6 separate regions of the Homo sapiens genome follow, and all the other regions are linked to region 5. The links are chromatin contacts, found by Hi-C in ENCODE. All regions are on one chromosome and are shown on one strand. The core of a region is the stretch at or near the end of the contact, and the rest is flanking DNA. Distances in the headings are between cores, read along the strand shown. Region 1 holds the start of ZNF772 (zinc finger protein 772). Region 2 holds the start of ZNF749 (zinc finger protein 749). Region 3 holds the start of ZNF274 (zinc finger protein 274). Region 4 holds the start of ZNF549 (zinc finger protein 549). Region 5 holds the start of ZNF350 (zinc finger protein 350). Region 6 holds the start of ZNF230 (zinc finger protein 230).

Region 1 (3,415 bases), core at 213-2,712, 5.5 Mb after region 5:
GCCTTTCTCCTTTAAGCCCAGACGTCATCAGTCTACACTTCTTTCCATATGTACATCACTCTTTGGATCACAGTTATCTCACAACTCTGGCTCTCCACCATCACTTTCCTGGCTCACTAAATGCACTACCACTGTGAAATGAATATTCTCTTTTAACTCCCAATCTACATAATCATCTTTAAGCCATTTCAGGATGATTCCCGCCCCCTTGCTCTTGGTTCCCACCAGACATGACAGAGACCTGCAATTTCTTGAAAACTCCCTTCTCAGTCTCACCTCTAAGTATTTTGCACAGGCTGGTTCCTGTGCCTGGAACAACCTTCCAACCTTATTCCAATGGTTGGCAGAAATGGAAACCCCTCCATAAAACCCCTGGCCCGGAGTCAGGACCCTGGGCTTGGGGCTTCTCCAGAGTCCTCAGACCCAAGAGATCGGAGAGTAGCAGGAGAGTGTTCTATATAACACCACAATGCTGGAGAGCGTATTGGGTGGGGGTGGGATCGGTGAGAGCATGGACATTCTCCCCTCACCTGTATAGGGTCCACAATTACTTCTGAGTTCATGGGAACCTGTGGGGAAGAGGGAGACTATGCGAGTCAAGCAATCTTGAAGGAACCCCAAAGGCTCAACCCCATCCCATATTCCTACCCAGTTACAATGTGCCTGGGAGCTGAATGTCTACCCTCTGTGCTTCCATCTTCAAGGATACCTCTTAACTGTGTTAGCTCGGAACAGTGCTCATTATCCGCCCCCATGGCCAACAAGAGTCTGCCCTCCATGAGCAGTCTATGGAATACTTTTTAAACCCTCGGATTCTGGCTCTCCTCTGTTCAGAACCTTCCATGGCTCCCATCACCCTCAGAATAGAGACCCAGCTGCTCAGGATGATATTCCAGGTGCAATCACTTATAAAGCGCTCTGATCCTTTCAGACACTAAAGGCCCAGTTTTCCCAAATGCTCCAGCTGTGAACCATCTCTGAGCCTTTGCATACACTGGTCTCTCTGCCTGGAACGTCCTTCAACTCGTGCTGTCAAAATGGGTCCCAAACACGAGCGCCCCCACTGTTCTAGATACAGGGGCCTGAGCTGCAGTAACCCGAGGAATCGTTCATTCGAAGCTTTGGGATTCAGAGATGGGGGTCAGCGCGCAGACTCGCAGACGCAGCACCCACCTGTGCCGGGCCCATCGGCTCAGCCGCCGCCATCAGGCCTGTGGACTACGGAAGGGTGGCGACAAGTGCAGGAACCTGGGATCAGCTGTCCAGGGCCCAGCCCAGCGGCTAGGTCACTCAGGCAGCGCCACTGTCAAGCCTCAGGCCCACCTCTCTTCAGGGAAGAAGACACTCTCTCACGTTTTCCCTTTTCTGTCACCTCAGGTCTGACATTGCGTTCTGGAAACTAAACCAGTGGATTAATGGAAAAGCAAACAAAATGTCCACCCGAGGATGGTAGAGGAAGTCCCGCCCTGACGTTGGTGAGGACCAACGGAAACGCCTATTTCCTGGGTTTTCATTGGCCCAGAGCCGCCAAGTTTCCTGGGTAATGTAGTTCCCACGGCACCAACACTAGTAAGCGGCGTCTCGCTTCACCTCCAGGTTAAAAGCCCAGAGAAGACCGCCAGGGGCGCGTGGAAATGGTGTCCCTCGTCTCCAAGGCCCAGACGGAGCTTAGCTTCCTCTTGAAGGAGCCATATCTGTATTTCTGGTGAACGTCGTGTTTGACATCAAAGGAATGTTTAGAGACATGATTTCAGCCTTCCTTACGCAGAGAATGCTCATCAAAAAATAAAATGGACACACCATACACTGACGTCACTCAGATTTCTATGGCTGGAAGTTAACAAATATTGTTTTCAAATGCGTGTAGCCTGATGCTCCAGAGTTAGTTTGGCGAGCCTCAGCATTTTCTGTCAGGCACAAGAAAGAAAAGACTCCAGACACCATGATGTGGAACGTGGAGTGGGGATGTTTGGTGGCCTTGAAGTAAGTGAATAACCCTTCTGTCTGTTACCTCAGAAAATATTTATCCTGCTTATACAGCAGTGATTGTGTCAAACCCAACAAGTAATACTCTTGTTCAAGATAGTATTTCATACTCCATATACAGAGATGTATTCAATATTTTAAGTGTTTTACAAGTGTCTGAAAAGACAGAATTCATCAAATGTCATATGGCAATGAAAAGGGCAACATGAACACTTTCTGTAAAGAAGAAATAACCACCAAACTAGATGTCTATACACAACAAAATGTCTTTTATGGAAGTGTGATATAAAACTATTTGAAACCAAAAATGATAAATGTAATGGAAATACATTTACACAAAAAATAATGTTTAAAATAATACTCAAGGCCAAAGAAAGTTGATCTCAGGTGAAAAGTCTGCAATGAGAGAAGAAATGAAGATGAAAAGAAGTGCATCTTTTGATTAAAATAACAGCATATTACAGTGTAAAACATAAGTAGATATACTTATTGAGTTAGAATGATGGAATTCCCGTGCGTAACCTCAACTACATATAAATTGAAAGGAGGCTAGTTGCTCAAAGTTTTAAATTTTTTATATTTCCAAGTGGAAAGCAAATGTATTACAATCCTGTATGGCACGCTAATGTGTTAAACGTTTGTAATTTTTAGCCTAAATATAATAAATACAGTCAGCGTATATACTTTTCAAACTAGAAGAGGAAATGTTTGGAATATAAATAAATAATCAATAGAAAGGTAAAATAATAGTAAAATAAGTGGAAGAAGTGAGGCAAAGAAAAGCACAATGTAGGATATATTTAAACTGTCAACCTAAATAACAGAGATTCTTCAAAGATGTTGAGTTCATTCAGGAATGCACAGGGGATTTGCAAATCCAGGACATGCAGGCTATAGGGACTATAGGCATATCCAGAGAGCTTGAAACAAGGAGAAGCTTTCAAAGGCAAAAGGGAAAAGTATATATAATTTGTTTTGAGATAAAAAGAACATTGGTCACAGATGTTTATGGCAGAGGTTAACACCAGTTCATTAGTGGAGACAATCTGTCAGGCAAGTGTTCTACTACATCTAGAGCTGTCCTTGTAACTCCTGTAGCAAGCTGCGGTTTGAGAAGTTCTTGTCAAAACTTCTTTTAACGGGAATATGTGCATTAAGAGCCCTCAGAGACAGTAATAGCTCTTATCTTAAGCATGTGTGTTTGAGTGCCCTCTTTTCTCAGCCTCCTGGCTTTATTTATTTATTTACTTATTTATTTATTTTACACAAGTTACTCATTTTGGTTTTGACAACTTTTGCAAAACCTAAATGACTATGCAATAAATACTCAAATAAGCAGTTAGTAATTTTTGATGGACCAAAACACGCTTCACGAGGTATTCTCTTTTCTTCAGTGAATTTCCACAGAATTTGAATTGTGATTGAAAGC
Region 2 (3,258 bases), core at 121-2,620, 5.4 Mb after region 5:
GTCCTGTACCTACAGTCCCAGCTGCTCTAGAGGCTGAGGTGGGAAGATAGCTTTAGCTCAGGAGCTGAGGCCTTATCATAAGGCCTTATAAGACTACCTGGAGGCTTCATCTGCATGATATAACCTTGGTCTTCACAACCCCTTGTCTTTTTTTGTTTTTGAGACGGAGTTTCGCTCTTGTTGCACGGGCTGGAGTACAATGGCGAGATCTCGGCTCACCGTAACCTCCGCCTCCCGGGTTCAAGCGATTCTCCTGCCTCAGCCTCCCGAGTAGCTGGCATTACAGGCATGTGCCACCATGCCCGTCTAATTTTGTATTTTTAGTAGAGATGGGGTTTCTACATGTTGGTCAGGCTGGTCTCGAACTCCCAACCTCAGGTGATCCGCCCACCTCGGCCTCCCAAAGTGCTGGGATTACAGGCGTGAGATACCACGCCCGGCCCACAACCCCTTAACCCAGACAACCATTTCTACTGATTCCAGGTCTTTAGATACAAACTCTTTCAACCAATTGCCAATCGGAAAATCTTTGAACCCACCTGACCTGGAAGCCCCGCCCCTCCCTTCCAGTTGCGCCTTTCCAGAGGAATCCAATGTACATTTTACATGTATTGATTGATGTCTTACGTCTTCCTAAATTGTTAAAACCAAGCTGTAGATGGGCCACCCTGGGCATATGTTCTTAGGATATCTTGGAGCCGTGTCATGGGCCATTAGTCACTCATATTTGTCTCAGAATAAATCTCTTCAACTATTTCACAAAGTTCCACCCTTTTCGTCGACAGAAAGATATTCCTCCTTCAACTCTCCATCACATCCTGTGTGGGTCTTTTCTTTCTTGTCCCAACAGAAGCACACTAACGATCAAAAAAAAGTCTCCAGAGCCTCAGTATGTGTGTACTTGACAAGCACAAAAGAGCTGACCGCTATGAATGGAGGACCAGTTCATTATGGTCAGCCATGTCGCTTCTGATGTTCTTCCTTTCGGGACTTGCTGTGCTTCAGAGAATCTGAAACGACAGGTCTCTGAAATATTTCTCAGACTTGTCCTAGACTGCTCTCCGGGAAAATCTGGTTACTTGCAGTTTAGGAGTCAGCAAAGCCCCTCCACGTCCTTAAGAGCCCCGGAACTGCATTTCTTAACGCTCCTCCAGGAGCCTCCAGCTTTTTTCCGTAAGGTCCGCGCGCCCAGCATTGTGAGGCGAGGCAGGCAGCAGCGTGGGAACTACATTACCCAGAAGACACTGCGGGCGACACAGGCAGCAACGTGAGAACTACATTACCCAGAAGACACTGCGGGGGCAGGGCAGCGAGTGTAGCCATTGGTCTAGCAGAGAGACGACTAATGAGGTCTCAATTGTGTGGGCGGGACTTCTGGCGGCGCCCTCATGGTTGCGTTAGCATGGCTACCTAGGGATCTGTTCACTGATTTAGAGGGTCCCAGAGCTCTGGGTCGGGACTGAGGTGAAAGAGCGGAAAAACGCGAGAAGCGGTGTTCCTTCTACACAGAGGCTAGAGTGCGGATCGGCTGAGTCGGCTGCAGGCGCCCCTGCCTCCGTCAGCGTCCAGGTGACCGCCGTTCCCGCCCCGCTCTTCCCTGGGTGGACTGGAGGAGGCCGCGCCGATGAACCTGACCGAGGTGCGTGCAGCGTCCCAGGCCGCCCCGCCCAACCCCTCCTCCCAGTGCTGAAGTCCCAAGGAGCCGCCCTGCAGGTTAGGCCCTTGTGTCTCTAAGAGAGGGGCGTTCTTGTGTGGGGTGCCCGGGACTGGGACTGCGGTGCGATGAGGCGGGGGAGCTCCCGTCGGAGACCGACACGTCTCTGGGGCTTGGAGGCACTGCAGAACGGGCGGCACTGGGGAGCCCGAGCGTCTTTGTCTCCAAGGAGCAGAGGTTGAGGCGGAGTCTCCCCTGGAAGGGCAGTGGAGCCGCAGAGAGCCATAGAGGGCTGTGCAGGGAGGACGAATGGGAGGGTCACGCCCAGAGTTAGAAGTTTAAAGTTGGGGAAAACAGGATGTTGAACGGGGGCAGGGGGACCGCTGAGGAGACCCCTTGAGTTATGGTAGGGCTGGGCCAGAGGGGTTGCAGTAGAGGGGAGATGTGATGAGACTCTGGATGGATCTCAGAGATAGGGTCAACAGGATTTCCTGCTGCATCAAACATAGCTGTGAGGGAAAGTCGGTAGTGAATGGTGTCTTCCATAGGTTTTGTTTTGGCCTGAAAAATCTGAAAGAATGGAATTAGAGATATCAGCTTAAGGAGCGGGTTTCAGACAGAAGATCCTGGGTTGGATTTTGGGCGACATCACATGGGTAGGTGGACGTAATTTCCAAAGGTGAGGGAAGGTAGCTGGCCTGGAGCTTTAAATGAGTTAGAAGTTGTGCACTTGAGAAGTTGGCCTGTGGATCAGATTGAGAAGGAAGAATCCTACATCGTTTTTTCATATGGGCTGAGGTAGGGGAGGGCTCAGATTTGGAGGAAAGACCATGGTAGGGAGGGCATCTCTGATACTCCCTGCAGAAGGGAGCAGATATGGGCTAAGAGTCTGGTCTGTTTCTGTTGAAAAAGAGGCCTGGATGGATAAGGAGTTGCCCTGGAATACAGAGACTGAGGCATGAGATAATTGTAGTCACTCCACCCTTCTAACTCAGCTGGCCCTGAGGGCCACTCTTTAGGGAACAAGATAAGGCCATGCAGCAACTGGGTCCAAAACTGGGCAGGGCTTTCTCACATCCTCCACCACAGTTAAGGGCCTCCAGCAAGCTCCCTTTACTGCATTATATGGCAGGCTGACCTGTTTGCTGAACGGACCAGTAACTGATTGACTGCTCAGCCCCATCCTACAACTCATTAACTTAGGGATGTAAAAACAGGTAATTGACTTAAACAGTAAGGAACTATATCAATCTTAAATAACCAAGCAAGTCAGAATCTAGTTTAAAGAGAGTTTATTCAAGTTCACATGTTGATGATAGCCATCTGGGACCATAGATTCAAGTTGTCCTGAATATACACTTCAATTACCACAGTGACAAGTGTTTGCTTTTTTTTTAAGGAAAAAAGAAGCAGTTTCTGAGTTGTTTACCAATAACTTATGTTAAAATAAGATAAGTTTTTATTGGCTATACATTCTTATTTATATTATAGATTACAGAAACATGAAGATAATAGGTGAGACAGCTAGTCAGGAACAGAATGTCTTAAAACAGTTGTCCTCAGGCATAGGTTCAGGGATGTGACTGACATCTCATATATTCTTG
Region 3 (3,139 bases), core at 431-2,930, 6.2 Mb after region 5:
CCAAGCTACTTGGGCAGCTGAGGCAGGAAAATCGCTTGAACCCAGGAAGCAGAGGTTGCAGTGAGCCGAGATTGTGCCACCTCACTCCAGCCTGGGCGACAGAGCAAGACTCTGTCTCCAAAAAAAAAAAAGCCAGGTGTGGTGGTGTGCACCTGTCCCAGCTATTTGAGAGGCTAAGGTGGGCGGATCACTTGGGCCCAGGAGGTGGAGGCTGCAGTAAGCTGTGATCGCACCAATGCATTCCAGTCGGGGTGACAGAGCAAGACCCTGTCTCAAGAAAAAAAAAAAGAAAGAAAAAAAAGAATTTCCAAGGGGGTTTGCTTCCTTGTGATTATGAAGGGCTAGACGTATCCTATTCAAATCCAGAACAAAACAAGACTATTAGTAAACATGACTACTTAACATAGCTCTGTCATACTAGCTAGGACTATACAATGTTAATTTTTTAAAGTTGAAATATGGAAAAAGAAGATATCAAATTACTTATTAATTGGGGATGGTGTTGTATCTATAATAGACACGAAAAATCCAATGAAATATTATTAGACTATAAGATATCTGCACAGTCTCTGAGTAAATACTCCTATGCCAAAATCAACACACTAACAGCAACAATTAAACAATGTGTAGCCTGAGGTTGGATCCTCCACAGTGACCAAAAAAACCAACAACCCGTGGAACAAGTTTAGCAGGCAGTGTACACGACCACCAGAGGGAGGCAGAGGGCTGCTGAGACCTGCCAGGAAATATCAAGAAAGAGGACACAGGGTCCTGAGCACTGAGAGAGATCATTAGGGCCCTCAGGTCCCAAGAAGACAAGACCATACTGGGACCTGGGACCTAAGGAAGATAAGAAAACACCAGATGTCGGTCCTTGAGGAAGCCAAGAGAATACCTCCTTGTCCTGAGCTCCCAAGGAAGATGAGAGCACCCTGGGCCCAAGGATGGGTGGCACACACCAGGTCCTGGACAGCTACAGACTTAGGTTTCCTCTCCCTAGACATGAGCACCTCAGCTTCCAGGAGCAAACTGGACCACAGGGGGACACTAGGCAGAGGATCCTGCTCCTCCTCCCCAATGCCTGGGGTACAGTTAGCCCTGATCATCTCTCCAGAACTAGGGTAGACGTTTGGCCTCATTCCCATCACACTTGTGGTCCACCTAGTCTTCCCTCCTTCCCCTTGCACACCCCTGACCTTCCTACTCCCTTCCTCTAATCCCCAGAACTAGGGTGGACGTTTGGCCACGTTCCCATCACACTTCCGGTCCTCCGAGTTTCCCTCCCCTCCCTGACCTTGAGTGGACACTTGGCCCTGTCCACCCTCACTTTCAGGCAGGACCCATCTCCCAGAAACATAAGTGCCGTCAGTCCCAACTCCTGCACACTTCCGGCTCTCCCAGTCCTCCCCTTCTTTCTCGACTTTGAAACTGGTGGAACTTCAGTACCTCTCCCCACTCCCCCCGCGACTTCCGTCTTCCAGTCCCCCTCCTTCCCCAAAAGTTGCGTGGACTCTAGCCCCGCCTCCTACATTCTCCCCGCCCTCCCTGTCCCCGCCCCTCCACCCAGATGGACGGCCAGTTAGGCCCGCCCCCTGCACTTCCGGCCCTACCCGCCCTTCCTCTTCCCAAGGGACGTCATAATTAATCCCGCCCCCACCGCCACCCAACCAAGCATCACCCATTCCAGCACTTCCGGCCTGACCCCTGTCCAGCGCCTTTCCTTTCTCCAGCTTCTGCTCTGCCCCAAGAGTGGTCGCCTTCGTGGCAGGGCACGACTCTCTCCCAGCTCGGGTCGCCGCCCACATTAGTGTGGGGCCCTGCGGCCTAGCGTCCCTCACCAGAGGCCTCCCCTTGCCTAGCTGGACCGCCGAGGGACATCGACGAGTATCCTCCTCCTGCTGTCCCCGGCTTCGCCTGCCGCCCCTAACCGGCCAGTCAAGATGGCCGCCGCTGGGTGAGGCAAGCTGGCGCGCCGCGGGGGCGTCTGGGAGTTGTAGTTCGGGACGGCGGGCTGACGCACTTCGCCGCCGGCCGACGGGCGCCATTGTGCGGCGCGCGCCGGGTGAGTGCCGCGCGAAACCTGCGTCCGTCGGGGGCTGCGCTGGGCGGGTCCAGAACCGTTAGTTGGGGGCGAGCGCGGCCTCTGCATTTTCCGCCGAGCTCGGGTACCCTGAGCCGGCCGTGCCTGCAGTCCTCCCGCCGCTCTGTGGGATGGGGTCGGTGACCCGGAACCCCGAGGGGAGACAGTGCTTTCGGGGCGCCGCGGTGGAGAGAACAGATCGCCTCCGGAAGCGTGGGGTCTGGGCCAGGGAGGCGATCCCCTCCGATGCGCGGGACAGAGGAGGCTCGGTGTCCTCTCGGGGAGGGGAAAACTGGTCCTATCCAGTCCTGTGGGAGTCCTATGACTCACTCTGGGCGTTTTCCAGTTTGGGTGGACTTGTCATTTCCCGCTGAGGGAGCCGTTCCTGGGCGGAGGCTGCGGTAGCTCCCCAGCGGACACCTTAAGCCTCTCCCTCCCCTCCCAACTTCGGTTTCCTCAGGACTCTGCCCACTTCCACCAGAGACACATTGAGAAGGAGGAAACTATGGCCTCCAGGCTTCCGACGGCCTGGTCCTGTGTGAGTAGAGGCTTCCTTCAGCTTTTGAGTCCGCTACTGCACCTGGGAGGATGCGGATGGTGGTGAGATACCACCTTCCCTGAGATACCCCCATCCTCCAGAGCACCTCGGGGAGGGGGTAGAGATTGGTTGGGCATGAGAGATCCTGCGTGATGGTGGAACCGCAGGTTGCTTGGTTTTCCAAGGGTGTAGTTAGAATAGAGACCAGATTGTAGGGGCTTCTGAAGGCCAGGTTAAGGCTCTTGCTTGTATCCTTTATATTGGGAAGAGTAATTGACAGGTCTTTTGTTTGTTTGTTTTTTGTTTTTTGAGATGGAGTCTCCCTCTGTCGCCCAGGCTGGAGTGCAGTGGCGCGATCTTGGCTCACTGCAACCTCCGCCTCCTGGGTTCAAGTGATTCTCCTGCCTCAGCCTCCCCGAGTAGCTGGGACTACAGGCGTGTGCCACCATACCCAGCTAATTTTTTTTTTATTTTTATTTTTTGTGTGTGTTTTTTGTGGAGACGGGGTTTCACCATGTTGG
Region 4 (3,420 bases), core at 46-2,545, 5.5 Mb after region 5:
ATTTCTCTATAACTCGCTCGGTTACAACACTATAGCCAAAGATTACATTCATAAAGATATTTTTACAATATAGGTGTCTTATTTAATATGACTCCAATCTAAATGGTAATTTTTCTAACCTTTCTTAAGTAATTATAAAATGTCAAAATTATAAACAATTAAAAACTAAAGAGAAATGAAGACAATGGATAGCAACAAAAGCTAATTGCTAAATATGGGGGAAAAAAGCCAGGCATGGTGGCTCATGCTTGTAATCCCAGCACTTTAAGGCAGGCGAATCACTTGAGGCCGGTTCTAGACCAGCCTGGCCAACATGGTGAAACCCTGTCTCTACTAAAAATACAAAAATTATCCGGGGGTGGTGGCGCATGCCTGTAGTCCCGGCTACTCGGGAGGCTGAGGCAGGAGAATCGCTTGAACCTGGGAGGTGGAGGTTACAGTGAGCAGAGATTGCACCACTGTACTCCAGTCTGGGCGACAGAGTGAGACTCTGTCAAAAAAAAAAAAGGAAAAAAAGAAAAGAAAAAGAAGATATAATGTTTCTGCAATCTCATTTCAGTTCCACTTATGATAATAGATACATTATGTAATTTAAGTCACTAACACTTGAGGGCAAAAAAACAGAATAAACACAAACGTGTGGGATAAGGGGATGCTGACCCCACTGTTAGTGATCACCTTGGTTGGAGACCCAGGTTTTATCATACAGATGAAGCCTGCAGGTAGCAAGTTTCAGAGAAATAGATTGTAAATGTTTCTTATCAGACTTAAGGTCTATGCTGATGTTATTGCTGTAGGGGTAGAATGAGGCATGTCCAACCCCTTCTTCCATAATGGCCTGAACTAGATTTTCAGGTTAACTCTATAATGCTGAGAGGAGGGGGTCCATTCAGATAGTTGGGAGGCCTTTGAATTTTATTTTTGGTTATAGTTTCTACATTAAAAAAAAGAAAAAAATTAAGGGTCGCGTCAATTCTCAATTGTCAACATTTTTAATGTATTGTATGCAATATATGTCAACTTTTGTGTTGAGAAATGAAGATCAAATCGTATTCTTTTATCCTGTGTATGTAATAGGCTTTGCTGACCCTAGTTTGATGGGTTTTTTCCTTTGTCCTCTCTTTCTTGGATTGAGTCCTCACAGCGCGGCGGACTGCGGCGTGGTAGGAACTACACCACCCAGAATACTGTGCGCCGAGCGTGCCGGGGCCTTAGACCAATCATTGCCCAGGAAAGGGGCACCTCCGTAAGTGCGCAATACGCCAGAATCTTCCGGCGTCTTTCCGGTGGTGGTCGTTTTTGCTGCCTGCGAGCGCGTCCGCGGGCTGGGCGTTTCCGGCTCGCTGGGTCCGGGCCAGGTAACTGGAGCCGGAAACCGGTGGAGGTGGTGTCCGCCCGCAGAGGAGCTTGCCTGGTCTCGGTCTGAGCGTCGCCCAGCGATTTGCCACCGCACGCACGCCGGATCCCGGGCTTTACCGCCCGCCTTTCCAGGCCCCGCCCCGCCTAAAGTCCCATGGCCGAGGCAGCGCTAGTGATTACGCCGCAGGTGAGAGCGGAGTCCTCGGATCCTCACCTGGGTCCTGAGGCCCCGGACTGGGGTCACCTGCGTGGGTCTCTGCAGTTCAGGCCTCTTCTCCAGGACAGCGAGGAGTTCTGGGTGGGGTCCTCAGAGCTGACGGGCGGTGAGGTGAAGAAGGGAGAGCGTTGCGTACCGTGGGGGCTGCACGCGCAGAGCCTGGGAGGTGCGCCGGGGTCGCGAGCATTCGGAAACTTGGGGGCGGACCTGTGTCTGCAGGGAGCAGAGAGAATGAGGAGAAGAAGGCACGGCTGCCATGGCAGCCTGAGCAACCGGGGTTTTTAATTCTGAGTCTTTGGGAGCCATGGAGGGTTGTGAACTAAAGGAGAACACGATCTGAGTGAGGGTCTGAAAAAATATTTCAAAGGCAATGAGTGGAGAAAACAGACTGTTACGGAGTGATGGGGGTGGACGCAGGGATACTGGTGAGGAGACTGCTGTAGTAGGCTCCAGGAGGATTATGGTGGATTCTGGACCAGACGGGTTGCTGAAGGGACCTAAGTAATAAGAATCTTGGTAGATCTTAAAGGTAAAGCCAGCAGGATTTTCTGCTCCATCATTTGTGCCTATGAGCAAAAGTGGGAGTGAAGTATGATCCCAAGTTTTTCTTTTACCTGAACATCTGGAAGAGTTGACAAAGAAATCTGGTGAGGGAGCAGGTTTCAGGGAAATAGTAGGAGTTGAATTTTGGACGTGGTGTTTCTAAATTGCCACAGAGTGAAGTTGTTACATGGGCAGTTGGAATCATAAGTAGAAAATTCATGGGAGGGGACTGACTCAGTGATGTGTAAATGGAGACAGGCTGGGGCGTAGACTCAAGCCAAGCCTTAAATTTAGACGGGAAATCTTAAGGTTTTACTTTGAGATGAAGAGAGGGAGGGCTGAGGCTGGAGGCTGGGAAAGTGTGGGTCGGCCTTGGCGAAGCTGCCTGCAGATAGGAGGGCCATGGGGTTCCGGGGGTACTTCCAAAGGGAATGTGTAAGGAATACACACTGCATAGGATGGATTTGAGGGTGGGACACTGTGTAGAGTCACCATTCAGAAGACTTGGCGAACTGTTCACTCTATGTGGAGCCAGAGAAAGGTCAGCCAGACTAGCAGAGAAGCCCAAGCCCAGCAAGAGCAGCTCTCCCAGGAAAATACAAGTTTAGACTGTATAGATTTAACAAATTAAATTTATGCAAGCAATTAGTTAACCGAATAAAATGTCACTATAACTCTGTGCTCTAATAAAAAATAAATGTTTGTTTTTTGTCATGCTTTCCTGGCACAGAATTCCTAAAATCGTTGTAATTTCCTCAGTGAAAAGTGTCTTGTGATAAGTCATGGACCGCATAACAACAGTGTTGACCACATCAGTGACGGTGGTCCCATAAGATTATGATACCATATTTTTACTGTACCTTTTCATTTTCTTTCTTTCTGATCAGGAGGCAAACTGCATTTTCTAAGTTTATAAATGTTTAAATGCACAAATAATTATCACTGTGTTACAGTTGCTGACAGTATTTAGTATAGTAACTTGCTGTACAGGTTTGTAGCCTAGGAGCAATAGGCTATACCATTTAGTAGTTGAACAATGAATGTCTGAACAGTAGTTCCCCCTTATCCTCAGAGGATACCTTTCAAGAACCCCAGCGGAGGCTTGAAACTGCAGATAGTACCCAACCTATATATACTATGTTTCTTCCTAGACTACATACCTGTAATAAAATCCAGTTTATAAATGAGGCAGTATAGGAGATGAACAATAATAACTGGAAATAATATAGAACAGTTATACTTTATAAGTTAATAAAAGTTAAGTAACTGCAGTTGAGACAATAAAAAAGCAAAAGTTAAAT
Region 5 (3,078 bases), core at 373-2,872:
CCAGGAAAGGTGTTAACTCCAGACAACACAACGGGTGAATTTTACAGGTGGGTAATAAAACAAGAACGTCCACTAACACCCTATTTTCCTACTTTATACTGGAAAGTTGAGCCAATGCATTAAGATAAGAATGAATTATAAGCATTACAAAGTAAGACAGAAAATTAATGTTATTTTCAGGCGATATCATCACGAACATGGAAAAAGAGATTCAAGAAATTACATATTTAAAAAAGAAAATGCTCCCTCAGAAACTCCCAGGCAGATTTTCACATACATAGTTGGCTAGAATTGCACCATACGCCTAAGCTCATTTCCATGTCAAACCTATCACTAGCAATGGCAATTGGAACCAGCAAGATTGGCTAAGACCAACAAGGCCTTACTAAGAAACTGGGATTTGGGTCGCCTTGCCACAGGGATGAATACTTCACGAAATGGAGATTCTGTTAAGAAAGTGTGAATATAAGGCGGGCAAGCAACACTCACTATATATTAAGAAGTGAAGGCCGGGCGCGGTGGCTCACGCCTGTAATCCCAGCACTTTGGAAAGCCAAGGTGGGCGGATCACCTGAGGTCAGGAGTTCGAGACCAACCTGCCCAACGTGGTAAAACCCTGTCTCTACTAAAAATACAAAAACTAGCCGGGCGTGGTGGCGTGGGCCTGTAGTCCCAGCTACTCAGGAGGCTGAGGCAGGAGAATCGCTTGAACCCGGGAGGCGGAGATTGCAGTGAGCCGAGATCGCGCCATTGCACTCCAGTCTGGGAGACAAAAGTGAAACTCCGTCTCAAAAAATAAAAAAAATAAATAAAAAATAAAAGAAGTGAATGCAGAGGTTGGCAACATTTTCGATTTTGCCGGCCACGAGGTCTCTGTCACAACAACTCAACCGCTGCCTTTGCAGCCATAGACAATATATAATCGGAGGGTATGACTGAACTTGACCCCCCGATCTGTAAATAGCCACCCCAAGGATCAGAAGAGTAGATATATGGTTTCGAACTAATGCTGGGGGCTGTGTCGCCTTTTGCCCCAGTAACCGAGGTTCGAACCTCAACCCAGGACCCAGGGCTCCAAAGTCTCGAAAGCTTCAGCCCTCACAAGCCTTTGTACCACAGACACTGGCCCCATGCCTCTTACTCATCCGAACCACGGACCAGACACTCTACAGCGATGGACATCCTCCCAGACTCCAACATCACTGAGTTCCAAATTAAATCCTGAACCCGAAGCAGACGCCGCATCGATCCTAATCGCCACCTCCATCCTTTACAAGCAGAGTGATCCATACCTTGACAGTTAGGACACGGCCGTTGATCACTACAGACCCTTAGTCACTGTACTCACACCAAAGGCACGCGGACCACAGACAGGGGGATCACAGACTCCCACCAGGTACCTCCCAAATGCCTATACCCCGGCGCTCCCCAGTCTTCCTGCCAAAAACTATGTGGTCCAGGGTACACCACGTCCTCAGATCTCCCAAACCTTCCACTGAGACAAAACCTGAACTAGGACAAAAAACTTTCAGGGACAAAACCACACACTGACCTCTATTTTCTCCAGATACACAAGAAGGGCCTCAACGTTACACTTCCGTAAACTGCTCCTACTTCTGGAGTCCTCGCACGGGTTTATGGTCCACCTACGGCGGCCGAGGAGAACCTAAAATGTTTAAAAGAGCAAGGACAAGCGCATTTACGGCATTTCCTACTCTGTAAAATGGCCGCGCCCATAGCCGTGGCTCCTGACGGCAGCCATGTTTGAAAATTGGACGCACAGAAGGCAGTGGCAGGTTTTTGAGCCAGGAGCCAGGGAAGAAGAGAAGTCACTGAAATCGCCTCGTTTCCTGGCACTTAAAGTCTTGCGAAAGGGGGCAGATTTTCAGAGACTCAGGCTTTATCAGGCAAATATGGGGCAAGCTAAATTGCCTTTAGCGCTTTTCCATCCACTTTGTTAAATTTAAAAAAAAAGGTTTTGAAAAAGACAAGTAACAGTGCAGCCAGGTGTAGGTATCCCAGAGAATGAATTGGAAATGGAAAAGGTAACAGATCAGGTAGAAAGGGAAAAGGCAACACATCAGGTAGGCAGACACCCACGGGAAAGCGTCTGGCGAAAATTAGCTTGCAGGAAGCGGTTTTTAAGAACAGAAAAATAGCAGGTATTCGGGGGGGCGGGTGGTGAAGAAAGAAAAAAATTATAATTTTTTTTGAGACGGAGTCTTGCTCTGTCGCCAGGCTGGAGTGCAGTGGCGAGATCTGGGCTCACTGCAACCTCTGCCTCCCTGGTTCAAGCGATTCTCCTGCCTTAGCCTCCCAAGTAGCTGGGACTACAGGCACGCGCCACCACGCCCAGCTAATTTTTGTATTTTTAGTAGAGACTGGCTTTCACCATGTTGGCCAAGATGATCTCGACCTCCTGACCTCGTGATCTGCCTGTCTCGGCCTCCCAAAGTGCTGGGATTACAGGTGTGAGCCACCGCGCCTGGCCTCGAAAAAATGATTATTATTTACAAAAAAGAAGAAGAAGAAGGAGGAAGAGGAGGAGGAGAAGGAAGAGAAAAGAGGAGAAAAGAAGAGAAAAGAGGAGAGGAGAGGAGAGAAAAGAGATTTTGAGAATGAATTACGATGTGAGCCTGGCCACGACAGACTAAAGGAATTGGGCCTCCTAGAAAGGCCACTTTTAGTAAAGGTGCCAATGGGAAGAGCAGAGCCAGAATTGAGAGTATAAAAATATTGTTAAGAGTTTTTGACAAAAGTGCCAAGACAATTCAATAAGAATAGTCTTTTCAACAAGCGGCACTGGGATAATTGGATATCCACATCCAGAAAAATGAGTTAGGACCCTCAAACCATACACAAAAGTTAACTCAAAATAGATCATAGATCTAAGTTTAAGAGAAAGTATAAAACTTAGAGAAGGAAAAGGGAGATAATCCTCATGGACGTGAGTTAATTCTGAGAGGAGAGTAAAGGATGACCCACAAAACAAAATAAAATTAATAAAGTGGACTTGATTTTTTTTTAAGTTTGTGCTTCTAAACACAACATTTAAGAAAGTGAAGTGGGGCACGGTGG
Region 6 (3,237 bases), core at 215-2,714, 8.0 Mb before region 5:
TTATTTTTGTGTCTAAACAAAATTTTGAAAAGTTTTTAGTTTAGAAAAATAGGTAAACAGTAGACTCCATTTTTTTTAAAAAGAAGAATATTGGTTTATAGGCCAATGTATGTTTATAGGGAGAAAAAAAGTTACCTTCAAAAGAGCAGGTTTTTAGATGAATTGTTTCCTAATTTAGCTTTATACTGTTATTATTTTTTAACCAATGCCAGTTTTTAAATTGCTAACTATAATAAAGAAATTATGTTTCACCAAGAAATAAGAAGAAACTTAAAAAAAAAAATCTTTAATTATTGAGGTATCTGTTGCCTAGGCTGGAGGGCAGTGGTGGCATCATAGCTCACTGCAGCCTCAATCAAACTCCTGGGCTTCAGCAATCCTCCCACCTCAGCCTCCTGAGTACTTGGAACTTGTAGTCCCAAGATCAGGCCACCATGCCTGGCCAGTTAAAAAAAAATTTTTATAGAGACGAAGTCTCCCTGTATTTCCCTGTCTGGTCTCCAATTCCTGAGCTCAAGGGAACGTCCTGCCCTGGCCTCCCAAAGGGTTGGCATTACAGGTTTGAGCCACTGCGCTTGGCCAGGAAGAAAACTCTTTATAAGACATGCTCCTTCACCTATAGAATCCTCCCGTTTTACTGCATTTACAATCTCAATGTAAGATTGATACCAATGCCTAGCTCTTCATCAGTCATTATTGCTCTGAGGTACTGAGCAATTCACTACATTCGCTGAAATTTGATGTTTCTACATCTAAGGAGAAATATGAATACCATGAAAAGTTTATGGGAAGATAGCTATTCCATGACGACACCGCTTCTCCACTAGTAGCTGTGATCTTAAATGGGGGTGGCTTTTCCTGCCAAACCAGTGGTCCCACAGCTTCTGGAGTAGGGGCTGGTGTCTTCCTGCTCCTCATTGCCCCTGCCAAACCATTCCACCTGGCTCATCCTTTAAACCGTTAGTTTTAACCTCCCATCGTCAGATTATCCTAATCCTTGAAGATTTTATCTCCTCGTTTGTTCTCTTCCCAATAACACTCCTGTCATCGTGGGAGGCGTTTAGACTTCAGGAATTCCTGTCTATACACTATTTTCGCTCAAAGACTCAGGAAGAGAGACGGACGACTCACAGGGTCACAGTCCACATTCCCCACCAGGCGCTCAGAGATATGGAATACGTTCCCGGTGGGCACTGCGGTGTGTGTAGTCAAGGACCACCGCGGAGTCCAACGCTTCCCGCTGAAGAGTGAGATTATAGACATTTTCCTTTGGCATTGGAGGAAGCGGAGTCCAGACACACTCTGAGTCGCGGGCAAGTTGGCTCAGGCGGGTGGACGAGTGAATTCTGGGAACTGTAGTCCATCAACTTCATGGAATGGCGGACCCTTTGGCTCAAGCAGTTGAACCGGGGAATTCTGGGAAGTGGAGTCCAGACGCTCTGTGGAGACGCGAGCACTTCCGGTGTGTGAGCCTGCGGTTGCTACATAACCGCGTAGTTTGAGCCATTTCTGCGTCTGGCGGGTCCTTCTGAACTTGTCACCTTCGCTTGGGGTCGCAACGACCCGATGATCGATGATCCAAGCAAGGGAAAAGAAGCCTTGGCGGAGAGCGGAGGTTTGGTGGGGGCGGGGAATGGGGTTTTTTTCCCGTCCACGGAAGCTTTCTGGGATGGGGGTGCTGTGCTCGCATCCCGGGGGTTGGAATTGGCGGGGTCCTCTGTGCCCTGCTGTGAGCGTTTCCAGGACTTTGACCTCGCTCAGCCTGCCTCTCTCCACCCTACCTGTGCGACCGCTTTCTCGCAGTGTGACGTGGAGTGTTACTCAATGTCCTTATACTTTCCATTGCTGTTTTTGGTAATGGGGACATTAGAACCATCCTAGTAGAATCGTTTTTGGGAACTGAAAGAGATAACGCAAATGAGAACCTTAAAGCAGTCCCTGTCACTTGGTGACTGGTGGTCTCTTGTTAACTTCCCGAAGAGGTCAGGTCCCCGGGTGGAGTCATAGCTTCAGCTGCAGGGGCCCTGGTCCTTCTCCCTAATCCCTGCAGGACGCTGGATGATCCCGGGAGGCCTTCTGACCTCTTTTTAGGAAAGCGAGTTGCGTCCGCTTCCACGAAGGGCGGGGAGCATTTAACTTTTATGGGGGACCGCGATGCAGTCAGGGTATTTCACAACTTTCGCCTTCCCCAGCCTGACCTTTCTAAAAGAGCTGCAGGGAGGGGACTTCTTGGCTACTGAGGGCAAATCTCTATGTGATTGGTCCTTGGCTTTTTTCCTTTATAGAGATGTTCACCCAACCGAGAGTGTGTCCTCGGGAATGGGTGTTGATAATCATTAAGCCGTAATTGGTAACTTCATTCTAAGTGCTTTATACAAATAAATTTAGGCCACACTGTGGCTCTGTGAAGTATTGCTTTTCTTTGTTTTAAAAATGAGAGTGAGACACAGGGTGCATAGCAGCCAACTAGTGAGAGGTAGAGCTGGGGTTGGCACCTAGGCAGTCCAGGTCAGAGCCTGAGTTGATCACCTCTTGGATACATTCTCATTGAGGCAGAGGAACTAGCTGGACTCGTAGGGAAAGCAAGTTAGGACCTGATTGAAAGGACGTTGAGAGCAAGGCTCGTGGGCTTGGACGTCTAGGAATTTTTAAAAATTTCTCAACTATTTTGTTTCATGTTTTCCAAGTATTTCGTACTGTTGTGGAACTGTATCATTGTGGAAAAGTCTGAAATAGGAGAAATGAGAGTAGAAAAAGTTTTTTAATTACCCATGTATCCAAGATGTAAAGGTAGTAACTGTTAAGCTTCTAATTGATTTCTTTTGTCTTTCTTTGTGTCTACTTCTATATTTGTTGATAAACATTTTTTTAAAAATTGTTATATTTTAATGTGTTTTCCCATATGTCTTTTAACTATAGAAAATTTTAAATATTGCTAATAGAGACTAAACTAGTGAGGCTGGTTGTGGTGGCTCATGCCTATAATCCCAGCACTTTGGGAGGCCAAGGCAGGTGGATCACTTGAGGTCAGTAGTTTGAGACCAGCCTGGCCAACATGGTGAAACCCCATCTCTACCAAAAATACAAATATTAGCCGGGCGTGATGGCACGTGCCTGTAGTCCCAGCTACTCTAGAGGCTGAGGCAGGAGAATTGCTTAAACCCGGGAGGTGGAGGTTGCAGTGAGCCAAGATCACGCCACTGCACTCCAGCCTGGGCAACAGAGTGAGACTCAAAA

The links. Hi-C counts contacts between places; a loop is a spot of excess contacts on that map. Pooled maps may share reads with other maps.
Region 1: a loop to region 5 is called in a pooled map, with 6 times the contacts of the local background. The contact joins the promoter of ZNF772 here to the promoter of ZNF350 in region 5. A Hi-C loop is called at or near these places in 2 of 50 pooled maps.
Region 2: a pooled map shows a loop between it and region 5 (13-fold over the local background). The contact joins the promoter of ZNF749 here to the promoter of ZNF350 in region 5. A Hi-C loop is called at or near these places in 2 of 50 pooled maps.
Region 3: a pooled map shows a loop between it and region 5 (10-fold over the local background). The contact joins the promoter of ZNF274 here to the promoter of ZNF350 in region 5. A Hi-C loop is called at or near these places in 5 of 50 pooled maps.
Region 4: a pooled map shows a loop between it and region 5 (9-fold over the local background). The contact joins the promoter of ZNF549 here to the promoter of ZNF350 in region 5. A Hi-C loop is called at or near these places in 2 of 50 pooled maps.
Region 6: a loop to region 5 is called in a pooled map, with 3 times the contacts of the local background. The contact joins the promoter of ZNF230 here to the promoter of ZNF350 in region 5. A Hi-C loop is called at or near these places in 2 of 50 pooled maps.

What each region holds. Positions count from the first base shown.
Region 1 is chr19:57,476,104-57,479,518 of GRCh38, forward strand. ZNF772 (zinc finger protein 772) reads right to left here and starts at 1,463. Exons shown (of 4, transcript NM_001144068.2): 1 at 1,174-1,463; 2 at 531-569. The coding sequence starts at 1,206. RefSeq lists enhancers at 664-1,187, 778-1,977.
Region 2 is chr19:57,433,955-57,437,212 of GRCh38, forward strand. It overlaps ZNF749 (zinc finger protein 749), which reads left to right and starts at 1,371. Exons shown (of 3, transcript NM_001023561.4): 1 at 1,371-1,639. The coding sequence starts at 1,625. RefSeq lists enhancers at 956-1,255, 1,886-1,935.
Region 3 is chr19:58,181,381-58,184,519 of GRCh38, forward strand. ZNF274 (zinc finger protein 274) reads left to right here and starts at 1,681. Exons shown (of 8, transcript NM_133502.3): 1 at 1,681-2,062; 2 at 2,541-2,618. The coding sequence starts at 2,586. RefSeq lists enhancers at 1,292-2,005, 1,674-2,093, 2,006-2,717, 2,344-2,533.
Region 4 is chr19:57,526,061-57,529,480 of GRCh38, forward strand. ZNF549 (zinc finger protein 549) reads left to right here and starts at 1,296. Exons shown (of 4, transcript NM_001199295.2): 1 at 1,296-1,546. The coding sequence starts at 1,514.
Region 5 is chr19:51,985,218-51,988,295 of GRCh38, forward strand. It overlaps ZNF350 (zinc finger protein 350), which reads right to left and starts at 1,623. Exons shown (of 5, transcript NM_021632.4): 1 at 1,553-1,623. RefSeq lists enhancers at 1,088-1,963, 1,550-1,789.
Region 6 is chr19:44,001,493-44,004,729 of GRCh38, forward strand. ZNF230 (zinc finger protein 230) reads left to right here and starts at 1,465. Exons shown (of 5, transcript NM_006300.4): 1 at 1,465-1,615. ZNF230-DT (ZNF230 divergent transcript) reads right to left here and starts at 1,378. Exons shown (of 3, transcript NR_110727.1): 1 at 773-1,378. RefSeq lists an enhancer at 1,228-1,737.